Linked DNA regions of Homo sapiens: region 2 is linked to region 1. Evidence: read pairs that join two places in POLR2A ChIA-PET (ENCODE). Cell type or tissue: OCI-LY7. All regions are shown on one strand. Each heading gives the region's core, and the rest is flanking DNA. Links, peaks and the distances in the headings are about the cores only.

Region 1 (11,643 bases), core at 2,575-6,574:
GGGATTACAGGCACTACCACCAAACCCTTATTTTACTTATTTTTATTGATACATAATAGATGTATATATTTTTCCAGTTTTTTTTTTTTTTTTTTTTGGGACATTTGCTCTGTCGCCCAGGCTGGAGTGCAGTGGTGTAATCTCAGCTCACTGTAACCTCTGCCTCCCGGGTTCAAGCAATTCTCATGCCTCAGCCTCCCAAGCTCCCAAGTAGCTGGGATTATAGGCACACCACCATGCCCAGCTAATTTTTTGTATTTTCAGTAGAGACAGTGTTTCACTCTGTTGGCCAGGCTGGTCTCGAACTCCTGGCCTCAAATGATCCACCCACCTCAGCTCCCAAAGTGCTGGGATTACAGGCATCAGCCACCGCACCCAGACTATTTATCTTTTCTTTATGCTGAAAACATTCAAATTATTCTAACTATTTTGAAATTAATAGATTATTCTTAATCATAGTCACACTACAGCTCTGTCGAATAGCAATTGTTCTTCGTTATAAAAGGATGAAAAACAACAAAATACATCTCAGTAACAACCATACAGCTCCTGAACTAACTCTCTGCAGGGTGCCATAAGCTAAAAAGTACTATTATAAGAAGTTTTGGCTGGGCATGATGGCTCACATCTGTAATCCCAGCACTTTGGGAGGCCGAGGCAGGTGGATCACAAGGTCAGGAGTTCAAGACCAGCCTGGCCAAGATGGTGAAACCCTGTCTCAACTAAAACTACAAAAATTAGCCAGGAATGGTGGCAGGTGCCTATAATCCCAGCTACTCGGGAGGCTGAGGCAGGGAATTGCTTGAACCCAGGAGGCAGAGGTTGCAGTGAGCCGAGATTTTGTCCCTGCACTCCAGGCTGGGCGACAGAGTGAGACTTTGTCTCAAAAAAAGAAAAAAACCTTCATTTACTTATATGCCTCTATATTATAAATTTCTGATAAACATATACCTAATATTTCCACTAATGAGACAAAATTCAGAATTTCATAAATACAAAACTTTGAAGAGATACATTTAAAATGAAGAGTAGGTGGTGGTGCATGCCTGTAGTCCCAGCTACTTGGGAGGCTGAGGCACAAGAATCGCTTGATCCTGGGAGGCAGAGGTTGCAGTGAGCCGAGATCACACCACTGCACTCCAACCTGGGTGACAGAGCAAGACTCCATCTCAAAAAAAAAACAAAAACAAAAAGAACTTATTGAGCAATAAACCAAAGATTTCATTACATATTGAAACCTATCTTTTTGGCCAGGTGCGGTGGCTCGCGCCTGTTAATCCCAGAACTTTAGGAGAAAAGACAGGAGGATCGCTTGAACTCAGGAGTTCAAGACCAGCCTGGGCAACAGAGTGAGACCTCATCTCTACAAAAAATTTAAAAACTAGCTGGGCATGGTAGTGCACACATGTGCTCCCAGCTACTCAGGGAGCTGAGGAGGGAGGATCACTTGGGCCCAGGAGATTAAGGCTGCAGTAAGACATGATTGCACCATTGCACTCCAGCCTGGGTGACAAAATGAGACTCTGACTCAAAAAATAAAAATTAAAAATTGAAGTTAAAAAAAAAAAAAGAAAATTAGCTGGACGTGGTGGCGAATGCCTGTAATCCCAGCTACTCAGGACGCTGAGGCAGGAGAATCGCTTGAATCTGGGAGATGGAGGTTGCAGTGAGCCGAGATCATGCTACTGCAATCCAGCCCGGGCAACAAGAGCAAAACTCCCGTAAAAAAAAAAAAAAAGTATCTTCTTGCAAATTTATATTTTGTAACTATGAATCTGTTTTGTCTTAAACCTTCTACAGTTTCTAAATTGTTACCTTCCTGCTATTTTAAATGTAATTTTTAAAATTTAAGCTGGTATTCTAGTCATGCTTCACATAGTCGCACTATTGGCTATAAATTAGCCCTAAAACGGGAAAAAATCTCTGTTTGGGTACATGCCAGAGGCTCAGATAAAGTATTGTTCCAATATTCTATTCTTTGAAAAAACCTGCTGGTTGCTTGGGATTAGGAAAGTCCACGATTACATCCTAGTCTTCCACATGTCACACTGATACTGTTCATATCAAACAACACACCAAGAAAAGTCTACTTAATACACAAGCTGCCTTAAATATCCTTTCTAAATTCTTTTTTTTTTTTTTTTGAGACGGAGTTTCGCTCTTGTTGCCTAGGCTAGAGTGCAATGGCGCAATCACAGCTCACCACAACCTCTGCCTCCCGGGTTCAAGAGATTCTCCTGCCGCAGCCTCCCGAGTAGCTGGGATTACAGGCATGCGCCACCACGCCCGGCTAATTTTTTGTATTTTTAGTAGAGATGCGGTTTCTCCATGTTGGTCAGGCTGGTCTTGAACTCACAACCTCAGGTGATGCGCCTGCCTCAGCCTCCCAAAATGCTGGGATTACTGGCGTGAGCCAACACGCTCGGCCTGCCTTTCTAAATTCTTAATTTATCCTGGCCGGGTGCATCACCTGAGGTCAGGAATTCACGACCAGCCTGGCAAACATGGTAAAACCTGTCTCTACTAAAAATACAAAAAATTAGCCAGGCGTGATGGTGGGTGCCTGCAATCCCAGCTACTCGGGAGGCTGAAGCAGGTGAATCGCTTGAACCCGGGAGGCGGAGGTTGCAGTGAGCCGAGATTGCGCCATTGCACTCCAGCCTGACCAACAGAAAAACTCCATCTCAAAAAAACAAAAACAAAAAAAAAGGGGAAAAGACCACATATTGCTGTACTGCTCACCACTGTATCAACTACAGGGTCTGTCATATAATAGACAACAATAAATATTTATAGAATGAATGAGAGTGAAGTGTGAAACAGAGTATTCCCAATGAAAATAATATTTAATATTTTCTTTTCTTTTTTTTTTTTTTTTTGAGACGGAGTCTCGCTCTGTCGCCAGGCTGGAGTGCAGTGGCACAATCTTGGCTCACCGCAACCTCCGCCTCCCAGGTTCAAGCGATTCTCCTGCCTCAGCCTCCTGAGTAGCTGGGACTACAGGCGTGCGCCACCACGCCCAGCTAATTTTTGTGTTTTTAGTAGAGATGGGGTTTCACCTTGCTGGCCAGGATGGTCTGAATCTCTTGACCTTGTGATCTGCCGACCTCAGCCTCCCAAAGTGCTGGGATTACAGGCATGAGCCACCGCGCCCAGCCTATTTTGGGGTTTTTTTTTTACCTTCACGCAATCATACCTTTTTCAAAATGGAAGAATCTGGAACTTCAATTGTTGTGATATAAAACCATGTTCTTCTGTACTGACCAAAGACAAAGGGATGGAGAAGTTTGTTTTCATCTGTAAGGCAGCATTTTCTCAGCAGCAGGTTCCTTAATGTGGCTGTCGTGGAAGGATAACACCACACCCACAGAACTTCTCCATTTGTGTCCTTTTCTACGGTGGAAAGATGGTCACTGTGAGAATGTCAAACAGCAGCAAGGAAGTGAATTGATTGGTTACTCAGAAACACTTAGTGGAATCAGTTTTAACATCCCATCTTACAAAGCAACTCACAATACCTGACACCCCAAATTCCCACCTATCTCTACTGCTCAAATTATCTAGCTGTCATGATCCTGAATTACAGGCCACCTGAGTAAAAAGTTTTTATAACAAACCATGAATGAAAATTCAGCCTTAGAGATATGGTAGAGTTTTGGCCGGGCACGATGGCTCATGCTTGTAATCCCATCACTTTGGGAGGCCAAGGCGAGTGGATTACCTGAGGTCGGGACTTCGAGACCAGCCTGACCAACCTGGAGAAACCCCATCTCTACTAATAATACAAAAATTATCCGGGTGTGGTGGGGCATGCCTGTAATCCCAGCTACTCAGGAGGCTAAGGCAAGAGAATTGCTTGAACCCGGGAGGCAGAGGTTGCAGTCAGCCAAGATCACGCCACTGCACTCTAGCCTGGGCAACAGAGCAAAACTTGGTCTCAAAAAAAAAAAAAAAGACAAAGAAAGATGTTAGAGTTTCTCCCTATCTCCTCCCACACAAATGCTTATCAACTAAAATTACATTAAGTTTTTAACTAGTTGGAATAATTCTTTTTTTTTTTTTTGAGGCGGAGTCTCACCGTCACCCAGGCTAGAGTGTACTGGTGCTATCTTGGCTCCCAGGTTCAAACGATTCTTCTGCCTTGGCCTCCCAAGTAGCTGGGATTACAGGTGCCCACCACCATGCCCAGCTAATTTTTGTAGTTTTAGTAGAGACAGGGTTTCGCCATGTTAGCCAGGCTGGTCTTGAACTCCTGACCTCAGGTGATCTGCCCGCCTCGGCCTCCCAAAGTGCTGGGCGGAATAATTCTTTAAATGGAGTTTTGCTCTTATTGCCCAGGCTGGAGTGCAATGCAGTGATCTCAGCTCACCACAACCTCCATCTCCCAGATTCAAGCTATTCTCCTGCTTCAGCCTCCCGAGTGGCTGGGGTTACAGGCATGCACCACCACTCCTGGCTAATTTTGTATTTTTAGTAAAGATGGGGTTTTGGTTTCTCCACATTGGTCAGGCTGGTCTCGAACTCCCCACCTCAGATGATCTGCCTGCCTCGGCCCCCCAAAGTGCTGGGATTATAGGCGTGAGCCACCGTGCCCAGCCGAATAATTTTTAATAAATACATAGAAAAGGTTTGTCGAAAACAAAACCAGAGATGAAGAAAATAGTGAAATATTTCAAACCATGTTGCATACCAACTGTGTGAATTTTGTATTTAAAATTGTTTAGGCCAAGCATAATGGCTCATGCCTATAATCCTAACACTTTGGGAACCCAGGAGGATCGCCTGAGGCCAGAAGTTCCAGACCAACCTGGGCCACATAGTGAGACCGCATCTCTACAAAAAAAAAATTTTAATTAGCTGGACATGGTGGTGTGTGCCTATGGTCCCAGCTACTCAGGAAGCTAAGGTGGGAGGATCAAGTTAGCCCAAGATTCAGAGGTTGTCGTGAGCTATGCACCACTGCATTCCAGCCTAGTCAACAGAGAGAGACCCTGTCTCTAAAGACTACAAATAAAAAATTGTTATTGAAAACAGAATTACCATTCCACCCAGTAATCCCATTACTGGGTATCTGCCGAAAGGAAAAGAAATCATTATACTAAAAAAGACACTCACATTCTGTTTTTTTTTCTCTCTCTGAGACAGGGTCTAACTCTGTCACTTGGGCTGCAGTGCGGTGGCGCAATCTCAGCTCACTGCAACCTCCACCTCTGATCTCAGCTCACTGCAACTTCCACCTCCCGGGTTCAAGTGATTCTCCTGCCTCAGCCTCCTAAGTAGCTGAGATTACAGGTGTGCACCACCACGCCCAGTTAATTTTTTGCCTTTTTAGTGAAGACAGGGTCTCGCTATATTGGCCAGGCTGATCAACTCCCAGCCTCAATTGATCCACCTGCCTCAGCCTCCCAAAGTGCTAGGATTACAGGCATGAGCCACCACGCCTGGCCTCTTTTTTCAATTTCTTTTTTTGAGACGGGGTTGGGGGGGGTCTCACTCTGTCACCCATGCTGGAGTACAGTGGCATGATCTCAGTTCACTGCAACCTCTGCCTCCTGGGACCAAGCAATCCTCCCACCTACAGGCACACCACACCCGGCTAATTTTTGTATTTTTTGTAGAGACACGAGGGTTTTACCACATTGCCCAGGCTGGCTGCAAACCCCTTTTAAATGCACGTTAGTGTGAATAATTAAAAAACTGCTGAGTTCAAAATATGATCATATGTCATCTTTTTATTTGCTATTAGTAGATAAAGACAGTTTAACTTAGCCTTAGTTCAAAAGTACCTTCTGGAGAAACTAAGTTACTTAGGTTTTGTTTTGAAGCAGTTTGAAAATCACATTAGAAATAAATACAGTAATCCACCTGGACAACATGTCGGTATCCCATCTCCACAAAAAATACAAAAATTAATCGGGTGGTGGTGCACGCCTGAGGTCCCAGCTACTCGGAGGCCGAGGCGGGAGGATGGTTTGGGCCTGGGAGGTGGAGGCTGCAGAGAGCGATGATTGCGCTACTGCACTCCAGCCTGGATAAGAGGGAGACCCCGTCTAAAAAAAAAAAAAAGAAGAAAGACAAAGAAATAAAAACAGTAAGCGATTCCCACATAAACGCACTGCTTTGAGGCACTGAAAAATAATCAGCATATTTCTTCAGTTTTGCTAAAGCCTAAGCAATGTTATTGCGCACTTGGGGAATAGAAAGAGTTTAGGGGTGTGCAAAAATCTCGGGAAAATAAAACTTTTTCGAAGGGAACCAACGGGTTCCATCCCCTAAATACTGCACGAGGCTGCCCAAAGATCCCCGTGTGATATTTTTTAATTATGGAAGATAATTACATTCCTCAGAGCTAACCGAGATTCCACCACACAGGATTGTGTAGAAACTCCTGCTTTATTTATGCACAAGCTCGATCACATGATGCAGGAGCTCTCCACTGGTGGGGGTTGGGGGCTCTGGGATACACTGCGAGGGTCCCACTCCCGGCTCTGTACGGCCTATGGTGTGTCCGTGCACAATGACGGCCTGGGCCTCCATTTGCTCCTCCGTGAAGTGGGCGTCAGACGTTTCCCACGGCCCCTCGGTCCTTGGTGAGAGCTAAAAGGAGACAATGTGTGTACAACGCGCAGCACCCGGCCCAGCAGTCTCCAGCTGCCCGGTCCCACGATGGGGGCCGCCCGGGCGGGCAGTCACCCGTGGCTCCGAGGCAGCCGCCCGCCCCCGGCTCGGGGGAACCGGACCCTGCCTCCTCCCCGCCGCGCCGCGCCGCGCCGCCAGCCGGCTGCTCCCGCCCGGCCCGGCCCCGCCCGCGCAGCGCCCCTCGCAGCTGCCCAGCCTGGGAGCGCTCGACGTCCCGGCTCCGCCGGGCAACCCGGGGCGTGCAGGGGGAGCTCCACCCCGGAATCTTGGAGGTCCCCGGGCTCCCTCGGGCCGGGCAGGCCCCACAGGCGGCCGCGGGCGGGCGGGCGAGGGCGGCGGGCCGGGTCCCCTGCACCAAGGAGGCCGGGCTCCGCAGTCCCCAGTCCAGGCCCAACAGGGAGGGGGCCGCGCCCTCCTCATGCGGTCGGCGCCGGGGGCCGCGGGAGCCCGGGCTGCCCCGGGCCGAGGTGGAGCAGAGGCAGAACCAGGGTGCGGGCTTCCAGGCAGGGCGCCTACGTCCTCACCGATCAGCCCGACTCCAAGCATCAGCTGAGTGTCCGCCACCTCGGCCGCAGCCATCTTCCGCCGCCGCGGCGCGCAGCTCTGGCTGCCGCCTGCAGGACCGGCCTCGCACCCGAACCCCGCCCCGCCCGCCGTAGGGCCCGCCCCCATCACAGGCCCCGCCTCCCTCCCCGGCCCATCATAAGCCCCGCCTCCCTCCCCGGACCATCACAGGCCCCGCCTCCCGCTGTAGGACCCGCCTCCCTCCCGCCCCGCCCCATCACAGGACCATCAACCCCCCCCGTCGGCCCCGCCCCACCCGCAGGCCCACCTATTCCAGCCCCAGTCCTCCCTGCCAGGACCTGCTCAGTGCAGCTCCACTCGTCTTCTGCCCGTGGCCCTTCGCCCTTGGAAACCTCCTTGAGTCTCCGCAGCCTGCCTCAATTTCTCTAATCCAGCTGTTCATCCTTCTTCTTCTCAATCCACTCCAATCTTTCTTCCCGTCGTAGGCTTTCCTTGTTCTACCTCTGCCCTCTGGTCAAGCTCAAAAGAACAGGTCACCTTGTTCCTAAAAAGAGGCGTCCTGAGGATGGAGGAAGGGTCTCCATCCATTCCTTCATCCAGCCACCCCCAAAACAAAACAAAACAAAAATTGAGGGCCTAATAAGGCACTGGGGATACCTTATAGGGCTGAACAAGACAGAGCAGTCCACTGGGGAAGACAGACAATTGGCGAGTAGAATAAATAATCCAGGCCAGGTGAGGTGGCTCACGCCTCTGATCCCAACACGATGGGAGGCCAAGGCAGGAGCATCACTTGAGGTCAGGAGTTCGAGATCAGCCTTGGCAACATAGTGAGACCCATCTCTACAAAAAAAATTTAAAAATTAGCCAGGCATAGTGGCATGCACCTGTAGTCCCAGCTACTCTCAGGCTGAGGCAGGAAAATCATTTGAGCCCAGGATTTTGAGGCTGCAGTGAGCTGTGATCCTGCCACTCACTCCAGCCTGGGTGACAGAGTGAGACCCTGTCTCAAAAATAAATAAATAGATAAATAGATGACAGATAGATAGATAATAGTAAAAAAGCTCAGAATGATATGTGCCCTGGAGGCAACGATATGTGCCCTGGAGGCAGTGTGTTAGAGAGTGGAGGTGTGCTGCTCTAAAATGGGTGTCAAGAAAGGCTTCTCTGAGAAAGGGATATTTGAACTGAGATCTGAATGATAGTAACGACTCAGACATTGGAAGATTTGGCTCCAAGATTCCTCCTCTGGATCTACTGTCTGCCCCAACCCCAAGTCACACAGAGCTAATTAGGGAGGGTCCTTGGTGTCTGCAGGAATACAATCCCACCCTCATCTTTTTTTCTTTTTTCTTTTTTTTTTTTTTTTTTTGAGATGGAGTCTTGTTCAGTTGCCCGGCCTGGAGTGCAATAGCGCGATCTCGGCTCACTGCAACCTCCGCCTCTCGGTTTTAAGGGATTCTCCTGCCTCAGCCTCCTGCGTAGCTGGGATTACAGGCGTGAGCCACTGCGCCTGTTTTTTTCTTTTTTCTTTCTTTTTTTTTTGGAGACAGTTTCTCGCTATGTTGCCCAGGCTGCAATTTATACATTGGAGTATATTTAGGTGTGTATATGGCATTCCTGTTTCTCTCACTAAACTGAACCCCTGGAAGGCAGCACCCTGAACTACGTGCCCTTCTATTCTCTGGGCTTCCTGTTGTAGTATAACTGTTAATGTGTCTAGTTTTCACAGAAAAGAAGCAGGTGTTTAGAGGCTGAGGAGTGGGACACAGATGTGGAATCAGTTTGGAAGCCAACTAGAAACTTGCACTAGGTGGGGCACGGTGGCTCACGCCTGTAATCCTAGCACTTTGGGAGGCTGAGGTGGGTGGATCACGAGGTCAGGAGATTGAGACCAACCCGGCTAAAACGGTGAAACCCTGTCTCTACTAAAAATACAAAAAATTAGCCGGGCGTGGTGGCAGGTGCCTGTAGTCCCAGCTACTTGTGAGGCTGAGGCAGGAGAATGGCGTGAACCCGGGAGGCGGAGCTTGCAGTGAGCCGAGATCACGCCACTGCACTCCAGCCTGGGCGACAGAGCGAGACTCCATCTCAAAAACAAACAAACAAAAAATCACAAAAATTAGCTAGGCATGGTGGCAGGTGCCTGTAATCCCAGCTACTCAGGAAGCTGAGGCAGACTGGCTTGAACCCAAGAGAGGACGGTTGCAGTGAGCCAAGATCGCGCCACTGCATTCCAGCCTGGGCGACAGAGTGAGACTCCATCTCAGAAAAAAAAAGAAAAGAAATGAGGATGAAGACGATGATGAACAGATAATTAAACAAAGGAGAGGGAGATGATAGTGGGTGCAGGGAGGGGAAAGATAATGAGGGGTGTGTCCAGGCTCCAGTGAGTGGGATGATACCTGGAATTGACACCTCCTTCCCTCCTGTTTCTCCACAAGTGCTGTCTTACCTGCCAGACAGGTACACCAGAGTGAAGGGAAAAGGAATAGAGGGTGGAGAGAGCAGAGGCGACGCATCCCCAATCTTTAAAAGTAAGACTGACCTCTGCGCTGTCACAGACAGATGGAGCTGGGGTGTGGAAACAGACAACCTGAGTTCCAACCCCCTTGCCCATCTTAGCTGCGAAACCTCACACATGTTTCCTATCTTTTCTGTGCATGTTTTCTCAGTGATCAAATGGAGCTAACCATACTTTCCTCCGTGACTCTCCCAATAAAGATTTGAATCAGGGAAAATCTTTATGCTAGTTTTATTGATAAGAATAGCCTAATTTTATAGGTAAGAATATAAAGGGTCCCCAAGACCACCCCCCAAATTCAATGATTTGTTGGAAGGATTCTCAGGATTCAGCATATAGCTATACTCATGGCTATGATATACATTTTTATTTTTTTGAGACAGGGTCTCACTCTGTCACCCAGGCTGGAGTGCAGTGGCACGATCACGGCTCACTGCAGCTTTGATCCAGGCTCAAGCTATCCTCCCACCTCATCCTCCTGAGTAGCTGGGACTACAGGCAGGCACCACCATGCCTAGCTATTTTTTTTTTTTTTTTTTTGAGATGTGATCTCACCATATTGTGTAGGCTGATCTCAAGCTTCTGACCTCAAGCGATCTGCCCACCTCAGGCTCCAAAGTGCTGGGGTTACACATGTGAACCACCATCCCCAGCTCAGGGCTATGATTTATTACAGCCAGAGAATACAAAGCAAAATCAGCAAAGGGAAAAGGCACATGGGGTGATGTCTGGAGGAAACCAGGGCCAAGTTCCCAAGAGTTATTTCCTGGTAGAGTCACACAGGACACACCTAATTCCTCCAGCAACAAGTTGTGGCAATACTTGTGATATTTATCAACCAGGGAAGCTTGTTAGAACTCAGTCACCAAGTAACTCAGTTTTTACTGGGGGCCAGTCACATAGGTACCCTCTGCCTAGCTCATACCAGATTTCCAGACTCTCATGAACCACATTGTATGTACAAATAGTTCAGGCATAGTCTGTCACTCTGATCAGTTTGATCAGTTCTAGAAATGCTGGGAACACTGCCGAAGTCCAAGTTTCCAGGCACAGCCAAGGGCCAAACTGGCCAGCAGACTTTCTATGGATATCACCCTCAGGCCTGTCGTGTGAATTCTTTTTTGCACAGCCTGCTCACTCCTTGCTCTGCAGAAAAAGAGTAAGTTACTGGCACTGAAGCAGATTTGGAAAGTGCCTAAACTGTCTGGCCACATGGACAAGTGCACAAGGGACCCCAGCATCTTCCAGGTGTTCCAATCCCAGGTTCCTATGAGTCAAATATGGTTCTTTTTCATCTTTGTTTCTGTAATTGGATTCCATCATAGATTGGGCATGTGTCAGCCAAGGGAGCCATTAGGGTGGCAGTTTTTTTTTGTTGTTGTTGTTTTGTTTGTTTGTTTGTTTTGATGGAGTCTTGCTCTGTCGCAATGCAGTGATGCAATCTCAGCTCACTGCAACTTCCGCCTCCTGGGTTCAAGCAATTCTCCTGTCTCAGCCTCCTGAGTAGCTGGGACTACAGGCGCAGGCCACCACACCCGGCTAATTTTTGTATTTTTAGTAGAGACAGGGTTTCACCATATTGGTCAGACTGGTCTCGAACTCCTGACCTCAGGTGATCCACCCACCTCAGCCTCCCAAAGTGCTGGGATTACAGGTGTGAGCTACTGTGCCCAGCCTTTTTTTTTTTCTGAGACGGAGTCTTGCTCTGTCACCCAGGCTGGAGTGCAGTGGTGTGATCTCCACTAACTGCAACCTCCGCCTCCCAGGCTCAAGCAATTCTCCTGCCTCAGCCTCCCAAGTAGCTGGGACTACAGGTGTGTGCCACCAAGCCTGGTTAATTTTTTTTTATTTTTAGTAGAGATGGGGTTTCACCATGTTGGCCAGGCTAGTCTGAAACTCTTGGCCTCAAGTGATCCATCCGCCTTGGCCTCCCAAAGTGCTGGGATTACAGGTGT
Region 2 (11,643 bases), core at 3,232-7,231, 600 kb before region 1:
AATTCCTAACATATATATAAAATATTTTTTATATATATAATAACATATATATGTAAAGCTAAACACATTTTAATTTTATATATGTAAGTGATTCACGTTTTTAGCTCAAATCACATCACCAGGAAATAGAAGTAGTGGACGTTAACTGTGTAACTATAAGTTGGATGTTGGCCTTGATTCCCAGCCAGAGACAGAGAATTTGTCCTGAGGCAAAAGAAGCTTAAGCTTCAAGATTCCTTGATTTCATCCAAAGCCCTAATTCTGTATTCACTATTTTGTATTCTCCTTTCTAAAGGGACTCTCCTTATTGGAAGAAGCTTCAGGCATCACAGTTCTTGCCCCCATTGCTAGCAGGAAAGAACCTTCTGTGCTTCTACATCCCAGGAGGATCTGTGCCTGTTCGTTGTCTTCTCTTGGCTTGTCTCCCCTCTGTGATCATTCTCCCGTGTCCTTTTAGCCGCTCCTCCTCTTCTGAGCTCAGATACACTTTCTGCTCCCTCCAGCTCTCTAATCTACTAACAGTTATGGAGCTGGATGAGCACACACACACACACATACACACATTTGTTTTAGAGATAAATTTAGAGATTGGAAACTATGTTTAAAGATGGCACCATTCATCCCAATGACTCAGACAGAGCTATTCTCAGTTCATGTGGAGCCCTTATATTGAAAATAGAGCTAGGAAGCATCTTTGATTCAGTAATGCCAGGGTATAGATTTTCCAGGAGTAGATTCAAAAGTACTATTAATAGGTGGAGAGTGTTTTCATCGTGTGATGCTAGACTGGGTGGTTTCAGGAAAAAATGTAATACTCAGTGGCAAGGCGTGCTTGTCCTTGGGGGATTCAGGATCAACCTGGCCACAGCCACTGCTGGTTAAGGCACTGCCCAGAAGCAGCAAGGAATCACAGTCCTCCACTAATTCATAGGAATCCAAGCTCACGGCGCCCCAACTCCAGAGCCATCAGAGCTGTAGTGGTAGGGATTGTGGGATACTTAGGGAGATAGAAGGCAGGTTCCAACCTGTGGGAAGGGTTGGAATTTCCAAGGTAGGGTTTAGGAGATTTCATACTGGGAGGGGGATTAAAGGAGAGCAGGAGACAATCAAAAATTAGGGGAAAGCCAGGTGTGGTGGCTCATGCCTGTAATCCCAGCACTTTGGGAGGCTGAGGTAGGTGGATCACTTGAGGCCAGGAGTTGGAGGCCAGCCTGGCCAACATGGTGAAACCCCGTCTCTACTGGAAATACAAAAATTAGCCAGGTGTGGTGGTACATGCCTGTAACCCCAGCTACTTGGGAGGCTGAGACACGAGAATCGCTTGAACCCTGGAGGTGGAGGTTGCAGTGAGCCAAGATCACACCACTGTACTCCAGCCTGGGCAACAGAGCAAGACTCTGTCTCACATAAATAAATAAATAAATAAATGGAGGAAACACATATTCTCTTTTTTGTTGTTTTTTTGTTTTTGTTTTTTGTTTTTTGAGACAGGGTCTTGCTGTGTCGCCCAGGCTGGAGTGCAGTGGCACCATCTCAGCTCGTTACAACCTCCACTTCCTGGGTTCAAGCAATTCTTCTGCCTCAGCCTCCCGAGTAGCTGAGACTACAGATGCTCCCCACCACGCCCGGCTAATTTTTGTATTTTTAGTAGAAATGGGGTTTCACCATATTGGCCAGGCTGGTCTCAAACTCCTGACCTTGTGATCTGTCCACCTTGGCCTCCCAAAGTGTTGGGATTACAGGCGTGAGCCACCGTGCCTGGGCCGGAATATTCTCTTAATATATTTAATTATGTTAATATTATATGTATGTATGTGTGTGCGTATATATGTGTACATATGTGTGTACATATATATGTGTATATATATGTGTGCGTACATATATGTGTATATATATGTGTGCGTACATATATATATGTACGCACACATATATGTTAGGAATTTGTCAAATAATGATTTTGGAGGGGAAAACTTTACATATAAAATAGATTTTTTTAAAGTATAAATATTTCTGTAACACTATAGTTTAAGACACCCTTTCAAAAACTTCGTATAGTTCCGCTAACAACCTTGTAGAGAAAATTTTATATTTTATCTCCATTTTACATAGGGAGAAACTGACCTTGGAGAGCTGGGACCTTTGCCTAAGCACATCTTCAGAATAGTCTCTGAAGGCCTGAACAGAGAGGCCTGCCCCACATTACTTTCACCCTGAGTGGTATGGTGGGATGAAGGTGCAGCTTCCTATCCTTGGGTGGCTTTCGCTCGCTTGTCTGACATTTCCATCATGTCTAACCCCCTGCAGTCACCTGAATAACAGCCCTCAATGATATCAGAAACCTGTAAATGTTACCTGTTTGGAAAAAGGGTCTTTGCAGATGTGATTAGGGATCTTATCCTGGGATATCCAGGTAGGCCGTAAATGCAATCACATGTATGTGAATCAGAAGGAGGCAGAGGGCTGGGCACAGTGGCTCATGCCTGTAATCCCTGCACTCTGGGAGGCTGAGCCAGGTGGATCATCTGAGGTTAGGAGTTCGAGACCAGCCTGGCCAACATAGTGAAACCCCATCTCTACTAAAAGTACAAAAATTTAGCCAGGTGTGGTGGTATGTGCCTGTAATCCCAGCTACTCGGGAGGCTGAGGTAGGAGAATTGCTTGAACCCAGGAGGCGGAGGTTGCAGCAGTGAGCCGAGATCACACCACTGCACTCAAGCCTGGGCAACAAGAGCAAGACTCTGTCTCAAAAAAACAAAGGAGGCAGAGGGAGATTTTACACACAGGGGAGAAAGTGATAGGAAGACAGAGCCGAGAGAGATTTGAAGGTGCTGTTCTTTAAAATGGGCAAACTGGGCCGGGCGCGGTGGCTCACGCCTGTAATCCCAGCACTTTGGGAGGCCGAGATGGGCATATCACAAGGTCAGGAGTTTGAGACCAGCCTGGCCAATATGGTGAAACCCCGTCTCAACTAAAAATACAAAAAATTAGCCAGTTGCGGTGGCACGCACCTGTAGTCCCAGCTACTCGGGAGGCTGAGGCAGGAGAATCACTTGAACCTGGGAGGCAGAGGTTGCAGTGAGCTGAGATCACGCCACTGCACTCCAGCCTGGGTGACAGAGTGAGACTCTGTCTCCAAAAAAAATAATAACAAAATAAAAAAGATGGGCAAACCAAGGAACACCAGCCCCCACTGGATGCTGGAAGAGACGAGAAACTGATTCTCCCTTAGAGCCTCTGAAGGGAGAAAGGCACTGCTAACACATTGATTTTGGCCCAGTAAGACTGATTTTGGACTTTTGTGCTACAGAACTATAAGAGCATAAAAGTGTGTTGTTTTAAGCCACCAAGTTTGTCCTAATTTGTTATGGCAGCCACAGGCAACAAATACAACCTCATTCAGAATCCCATGCGTTTGGTCTGACAAAGATGGGCAGCCCTGGCATCCCATCATCAGACGCAGTGATGATTCCTCAGGGGTTCCTAGTAGAGAGGGTGTATTAGTCTGTTTTCATGCTGCTGATAAAGGCATACCTGAGGCTGGGCAATTTACAAAAGAAAGAAGTTTAGTGGACCTATAGTTCCACATGGCTGGGGAAGCCTCACAATCATGGTGGAAAGCAAGGAGGAGCAAAGTCACATCTTACATGGATGGCAGCAGGCAAAGAAAGAGCTTATGCAGGGAAACTCCCCCTTATAATAACCATCAGATCTCCTGAGACTTACTCACCATCATGAGAACTGCACAGGAAAGACCTGCCCCCATGATTCAATTACCTCCCACAACACGTGGGAATTCAAAATGAGATTTGGGTGAGGACACAGCCAAACCATATCAGAGGGCCTGTTGGGGCAGTGCCCCCTCCTAACCTGTAGAGGTCCATATGAGTTTCCTATAGCTGCCATGCAATTGACCACAAACTTGGTAGCTTAGAACAACAGAAATTGATTCTCTCACTGTTCTGGAGGCCAAGTCCAAAATTAAGGAGTTGGCAGGGTCAATTCCTTGTGGAGACTCTGTGAGAGAATTCGTTCCGTGCCTCTCTCCTACCTTCTGGCAGCTCCCACAACCCTTGGTGTGTCTTGGCTTAGAGCGAATAACTCCATCTCTGACTCCACCCTCACATGAATCTTTACCTGGCCTTCTTCCATGGGTTTCTATTTATTTTCATATATGTGTGTGTGTGTGCGTGTGTGTAATTTTCTCTTTTTTCTTTCTTTCTTTTTTTTTTTTTTTTTTTTGAGACAGGGTCTCACTCTGTTGCTCAGGCTGGAGTGCAGTAGCATGATCATGGCTCACTGCAGCCTCAACCTTCTGGGCTCAGGTGATCCTCTCACCTCAGCCTCCCAAGTAGCTGGGACTACAGGCATGCACCACCATGCCTAATTTTTGTATATTTTGTAGAGACTGGATCTTGCCATATTGCCCAGGCTGGTCCCAAACTCCTGGGCTCAAGCAATCCACCCACCTCAGCCTCCCAAAGTGCTGGGATTACAGGCATTAGGTACCATGCCCAGCCTAACATATACTTTTCTTTCTCTTTTTTTTCCATACAGACAGGGTCTTGCTATGTTGCCCAGGCTGGTCTTGAACTCCTGGCCTCAAGCGATCCTCCTGCCTCTGCCTCCCACAGTGTTGAGATTACAGGCTTGAGCCACCACACTAGGCCTCCCTGTGTTTCTGTGTGTCTTCCCCTTTTCTGTCTCTTGAAAGGACACTGGTCATTGGATTTAGAGCCCATCCTAATCCAGGGTGATCTTATCCCAAGATCCTTATATTAATTGCATCTTCAAAAACTCTACTTCCAAATAAGGTCACATTCATAAGTACTGAGAATTAGGACTTGGACATATCTTTTGGGAGGACACTCATTACAGGGGCTAATACCCTCCCCTCCCACTCAGTGGGGGAAGTATAGAGAATCCAGCAGTCACCTACCCAGCCTAACGAAGACTTCGCAAGTTGCAGCAACTTGCCCACAGTCAGGCAGCAAATTTCTGACACCAGGCCTCATAGAAACCAACCTCAGAATCTCTAACCCAGCATGATTTCCACTGCACCACCCAGCCTCTCGTGTAACTCCCTACCTAGGAACAGTGCTATTCCATTCAAAATCAGCTTCAGACCAGGTGAAGTGGCTCATGCCTGTAATCCCAGTACTTTGGGAGGCTGAGGCGGGAGGCTCACTTAAACCCAGGAATTCAAGACTATAGCCACCTATGATAGCGCCACTGCATTCCAGCCTAGGCAACAGAGGGAGACCCTGCCTCAAAACAAACAAACAAATAAAATCAGCTTCAAATATCTACATTGTCAATCTTCATACAATCCCTTTTGGCAGAAAAGACAAGCCTACCATACACTAAACATGGGCATCATACTTCAAGTTGATGTCTGAGAAATTTAAGGAAACATTATGATTCCAATACTTCTCTTCCTGTTCCTGTTGCTAAATGATTATTTTTTTCTCAAAAATGGAAAAATTTCTCAAAAGCTAGCTGACTTTATGCCCCTAAGCAGCTATCCTGATGTTTCAGAATGTAGAAGATTCTTTGCACTGAAGGAAAAATAATCACCTCCCAGTTTGTGATGAGTTCTCTGGCTCTAAAGCCCTTTGTACGTGTTACCTTACTTGTGCAGATGAATACCCTCAAGAGATCTCAAGGGATTTTGGTCGGTAGTTTCCATTTGACATGCAGTACGTTTGAAAGGGAAAGAAACTATTTCTGTGGGTGTGTGCTAGACAATTCATACCACTTGTTTTTCTTTTTGTTTTTTTGTTTTGTTTTGTTTTGGAGGCAGTCTCACTCTGTTGTCCAGGCTGGAGTGCACTGGTATGATCTTGACTCACTGCAACCTCCACCTCCCGGGGTCAAGTGATTCTCCTGCCTCAGCCTCCCAAGTAGCTGGGATTACAGGCACACGCGACCACGCACTGCTAATTTTTTTTTTTTGTATTTTTAGTAGAGATGGGGTTTTGCCATGTTGGCCAGGCTGGTCTTGAACTCATAAGCTCAGGCAATCCACCTGCCTCAGCCTCCCAAAGTGCTGGAATTACAGGTGTGAGCCACTGCACCCTGTACCACTTGTATAATCCTAACACAGGTTTGAGATCTCTTCTTTGGACCTGCAGCTACTGTTTGAAATTCAAAAGCACTTGTCAAGCACTGTGCCTATCCCTGCACTGCTCCCTGTATCAGCTCTCTAGGGCTGCCATCACCAGGTGCCACAAACTGGGTGGCTGAAAACAATGGAAATCTATTATCTCACAATTCTGGAGGCTAGAGGTCTGAAATCAAGGCATTGGCAGGGCCATGTGCTCTCTGAAGGCAGTGGGGAAGGATCCTTCCTTGCCTCTTCCCAGTTTCTGGTGGCTTCTGGCAACCCTTGGCATTCCTTGGCATGCGGCTGCATCACTCCAATGTCTGCCTCCACTGTCACGTGGCATTTTCCTCCTGTCTGTCTGTGTGTGTCTCTCTCGGCTCCATTCTTCTTTTTTTTTTTTTTTTTTTTTTTTTTCTAAGAGATGAGGTCTCGCTCTGTTGCCCAGGCTGGAGTACAGTGGTGTCATCACAGCTTACCACAGCCTCAACCTCCTGGACTCAAGAAATCTTCCCACCTCAGCCTCCCAAGTAGCTGGGACCAAAGGCATACGCCATCATGCCTAGCTTTTTTTTTTTTTTGTAAAGTAGGGTCTCCCTATGTTGCCCAGACTAGTCTCGAACTCCTGGGCTCAAGTGATCCTCTAGCCTTGGCCTCCCAATGTGCTGAGATTACAGGTGTGAGCTACCACACCCACCCAGTTCTCTTCTTATAAGGGCACCAGTCAAATTGGATGTTGGGCCAACCCACAGGCCCACCCCCCTAATCCAGTAGGACCTCATTTTAATGACTAATTACATCTGCCAAAAGCCCTGTCTCCAAATAAGGTCACATTGACAGATTCCTGGTGGACATGAATTTGGGGAGAACACTAACCCAGTAAACATGCCCAAGGGGGATTGTACTTTTTTTGAATGGCTTCTACTGCTCCCTTTAATATGCCAATTCCTATGTCACTGATATGTTTGGTTGTGTCCCCAATCTCATCTTGAATTGTAGCTCCCATCATTCCCGTGTGTTGTGAGAGGAACCCAGTGGGAGATAATTGAATCATGGGGGTGGTTTCCCCATACTATTCTCATGCTAGTGAATAAGTCTCATGAGATCTGATGGTTTTATAAGGGGTTTTCCCTTTTGCTTGGCTCTCATTCTTTCTTGCCTGCCACCATGTAAGATGTGCCTTTCACCTTTCACCTTTCACCATGATTGTGAGGCCCCCGCCCCCACCCAGCCACGAGGAACTGTGAGTCCATTAAACTTCTTTTTCTTTATACCCAGTCTCGGGTATGTCTTTATCAGCAGCGTGAAAATGGACTAATACAGTTACTCAGAAAGAAAAAGTCATATAGAGAGTAATAGAAGCCTGTCTAAATTAATCATATTGTTTCCTTCTATTTTTAAAGAGTACAGATCTATTTACTCTTAAGGAAAAGTAAAACATCAGCCATGAGGGAATGAAGTATAACAGCAACCAAAGTGTTAAATAGTGACTATTTGCAGCCTCTCCCTCTGCCCCCACTACCTGAGTATGTTTTATTGTTATTCACACTTCCTCTCCCCTTCCCTACTCTCAAGAAGGCTCCATCTCTGCAGCCATCCTGTATCTGATGACTTGCTCAAAGCTCTCAAAGCTGTATGGAGCAGATGGCCAAATCGATGGCTTTGTCATTCATCCTCCTTCCCGCCCCTCCCCCTACCCTTCACGCTGAACTCCAGAATGGGGAAGATCATATGGCCAGGACCCAGCTGTCTGAGACTGCTCAAGCTGCCATGACAAAGTGTGACAGAGTGGCAGGCTTAGCCAAGAAATTTACATCCTCACACTTTTGGAGGCTAGAAGTCGTATTAATCCATTCTCACACTGCTACAAGGACATACCCGAGACTGGATAATTTATAAAGGAAAGAAGTTTAATTGACTCACAGTTCTGCAGAGCTGGGGAGATTTCAGGAAAGTTGTAATCATGGCGGAAGGGAAAGCAAACATGTCCTTCTTCACATGGCAGCAGCAAGGAGAAGTGCAGAGTGAAGCAGGGAAAAGTCCCTTATAAAACTATTATATCTTGTGAGAACTCACTATCAGAAGAACAGCATGGAGGTAACCGCCCCCATGATTCAATTACCTCCCACTGGGCCCCTCCCACAACATGTGGGGATTATGGGAGCTACAGTTGAAGATGAGATTTGGGTGGGTACACAGTCCAAGATCAAGGTGTTGGTAGGGTTGATTTCTTCTGCAATCTTTCTCCTTCACTTACCATTGGCCTCTTCTTGCTGTGTCCTCACATGGTTATCTCCAGGTTTATGTGTTGTGTGTGTCCTAATCTTCTCTTCGTACAAGGACATCAGTCATATTGTATTAGGGCCCAACCTATTGACCTCCTTTTACCTCAGTCAGCTCTTTAAGAGCCCTGTCTTCAAACCCAGTCACAGTCTGAGGTACTTGGGGGTTTGGACTTCAACACGTAGATTTTAGGGAGGCACAATTCAGCCCATACCACCAGCCAAAGATCTTATCATCAGCTTACCTGCATCTCCCTCCTCCCCCCATCATTCCCTACCTTAGGGCCCATCCAAATTGCCCTACAAAATGTGGAGTCCCTTCTCTATGCACAATATGAAATATATGAAATAATATAGACATATAGAAACCAGATACTTGCAACAACCTATTCATGACTGATATACCCTTAAGGTTCTTGGACAAATGGGAGTACCTATTAAAAATGATTCTTTCAGGCCAGACACAGTGGCTCACACTTATAATCCCACCACTTTGGGAAGCCAAGGTGGGAGGATTGCTTGAGCTCAGGAGTTCGAGACCAGCCTGGGCAACAAAGCAAGACCTTGTATCTACTAAATTTAAAAAAAAAAAAAAAAAAATCAGCCAGGTGTAGTGGCAAATGCCTGTAGTACCAGCTACTCAGGAAGTTGAGGCTGGAGGGTCGCTTGAGATCAAGGCTACAGTAAGCTATGATCGTGCCACTGAGCTCCAGCCAGGGCGACAGAGCAAGACCCAGTCTCAGTCAATCAATCAATAAGATCCTTTCAGAGACATCTTGAAAATATTTTTTAACTGAGAAAGTGGAAAAAAAAAGTCAAGAAACTGACTTAGTTTCATTATTAGTCTAATCTAAAATAACAGGTTTGCTGTGTGCTAAAAATAATACTCAGACTCTCTGAATGAGTAAGCCCACTAAGAATAAACAGGGTTTTTTTAAATCATAAAAATGTCAATCATAATCAACACCTAATGTGGGAAAGTATCTTCCTCTTAAAAATATTAAGAAGGTGGCTGGGTGCAGTGGCTCACGCCTGTAGTCCCAGCACTTTGGGAGGCCAAGGTGGGTGGATCACAGGAGTTCGAGACCAGCCTGGCCAACATGGTGAAACCCTATCTCTACCAAAAACACAAAAATTAGCTGAGTGGGAGGCACCTTGTAATCCCAGCTGCTTGAGAGGCCGAGGCAGGAGAATCACTTGAGCCCAGGAGGCAGAGGTTGCAGTGAGCCAAGATTGCGCCATTGCACTCCAGCCTGGGCGACAGAGCAAGACTCCATCTCACAAAACAAAAACAAAAACAAAAAAAAATTAAGAAGGTGAGCAATGAGCAACAAAAACGTCTAAATTTTGCAGACAGAATAAGAGCCCAAAGGTTGTACACACTGAAAAACAAAACCGAATAGCTATTCATATTTTCCTTAAGGTTTGAGGACAAAGAAGCTCTAGAAGAAGGTTATACTGGAGCCAGAAAGGAAGCATACAAAAATATCCCTATCTATTTTTGTAAAGACAGGGTCTCACTCTGTTGCCCAGGCTGCTCTTGAACTCCGGGCCTCAAGTGATCCTTCTGCCTCAGCCTCCGAAAGTGCTGGAATTATAGACGTACCCCACCACCTGTGGCTGAGTTTCTCTTTCAACCGACAAATAGAACCTTTCTTGGAGTTAGAAAGTAGGAGATCAGGAGCTTCTCACTAATGATGGTGTAATTCAGCAATGGATCCCTTTTCGGGTCATCAGCTTAGTGTCAGTTCCTGGTTCTATCTGACTCATTGCAGTAGTGGGAGGTTTCGAAAACTTGAAGTCAGGAGGGTTTACATCAATTTCACATATTACAAACAACAACAACAACTCACAGCGCTAGGGAGGCATCCCATTCTACTCATCTTTACAACCTGACAAGAACAGGAATACATTCAACAGAAATATTCTTCTCTGCTACGAACAGATTGAAATAAATACCTGAGTTCCTGATAGAATGGAAAATAACAGCTTTCCATAGGTGCGGAATCACCAATGACATCAGAACAAAAATTATTGCTCGGTACCAAGGAGAAAATGTCTTGAGGACAAGATGTGAATAACAAGTTCAGAAGAAGGGAAGGTCAGTCAAAAAAAAAAAAAAAAAAAAAAAGCAGCCTCCTGGGCGACAGAGCAAGACTCAAAAAAAAAAAAAAAACGAAGATGAAGGATGATTATCATGCTACCTCTAAATTTCTACAGCAGGCTCCATAGAGCTCAAAATACTTTAAAGACGTATTTTTATTCTGAAGTAGCAGGAAGGAAATATCAGCAGCGTTTACAGATGTTGAAACTGAAGCATCACATCATTGGGGGATGCCCAGTTCTCCCTGCAGCATCTACTAGCTGTGCAGGATGGGGCCTACAGAGTGAGTTTCTGTCTTTCCTAGGAGCTTACCAACTCAGTCATCAGAAGGTTTCCCCAATCCAAATATATATTATTTTAATGTAAAAATAGAATATGTTGGCAGGGCGTGGTGGCTCACGTCTGTAATCCCAGCACTTTGGGAGGCCAGGGCAGGTGGATCACGAGGTCAGGAGATAGAGACCATCCTGGCTAACACAGTGAAACACCGTCTCTACTAAAAATATAAAAAATCAGCCAGGCATGGTGGCGGGCACCTGTAGTCCCAGCTACTGGGGAGGCTGAGGCAGGAGAATGGCGTGAACCCAACAGGCAGACCTTGCAGTGAGCCGAGATCGTGCCGCTGCACTCCAGCCTGGGCAGCAGTGCAAGACTCCGTCTCAAAAACAAAGAATATGTTAATAATTATATTAAAATTTCCATCAGAAACCTCAAGGCTATTGAGAACCAGGATTAATCTACTGATTACAATAAGAGAGGGGGCTGGGCACAGTGGCTCATGCCTGTAATTCCAGCACTTTGGGAGGCTAAGGTGGGAGGATTTCTTGAGCCCAGGAGTTTGAGACCAGCTTTGGCAACATAGTGAGACCCCATCTCTATAAAACATAAGTGAATTAATAAATAAAATAAGAGAGGGGACAAAGAGATGTGGTCATTTGGTCAGTGTATTGGTTTTCTAGGGCTGCTGTAACAAATGACCATAAAGTGGGTGGCAGTAAACAACAGAAGTGTATTTTCTCACAATTCTGGAGGCTAGAAATCCAAAATCAAGGTGTTGGCTGGGCCAGGCTCCCTCTGAAGGCGCCAAGGGAGAATCCTTCCTTGCCTTTTCCAGCTTCCGCAGGCTGCCTGCAATTCTTGGTGTTCCTTGGCTTGTA

Evidence for each region. Peaks named below come from ENCODE experiments on the same cell type or tissue, not always from the same donor. Only the 100,000 strongest peaks of a DNase experiment are listed, where the experiment ranks them.
Region 2: POLR2A ChIA-PET joins it to region 1 with 5 read pairs; 2 of 35 experiments call an interaction of 5 or more read pairs at or near these places.

Annotation. Positions count from the first base shown.
Region 1 is chr10:119,099,718-119,111,360 of GRCh38, reverse strand. It overlaps DENND10 (DENN domain containing 10), which reads right to left and starts at 7,248. Exons shown (of 9, transcript NM_207009.4): 1 at 7,164-7,248; 2 at 3,197-3,393. The coding sequence starts at 7,218. RefSeq lists an enhancer at 5,039-5,538 and a silencer at 6,680-7,459. In OCI-LY7, for the core only: no CTCF peak of the experiment used is centred there; no DNase peak of the experiment used is centred there; H3K4me3 peaks cover 500 bases.
Region 2 is chr10:119,703,169-119,714,811 of GRCh38, reverse strand. No RefSeq gene overlaps it. Among named protein-coding and RNA genes, the nearest start is that of INPP5F, 17 kb to the left of the region's middle. RefSeq lists a silencer at 2,807-2,996 and enhancers at 9,855-10,134, 10,765-10,814, 10,825-10,874. In OCI-LY7, for the core only: no CTCF peak of the experiment used is centred there; a DNase peak (open chromatin) is centred at 5,671.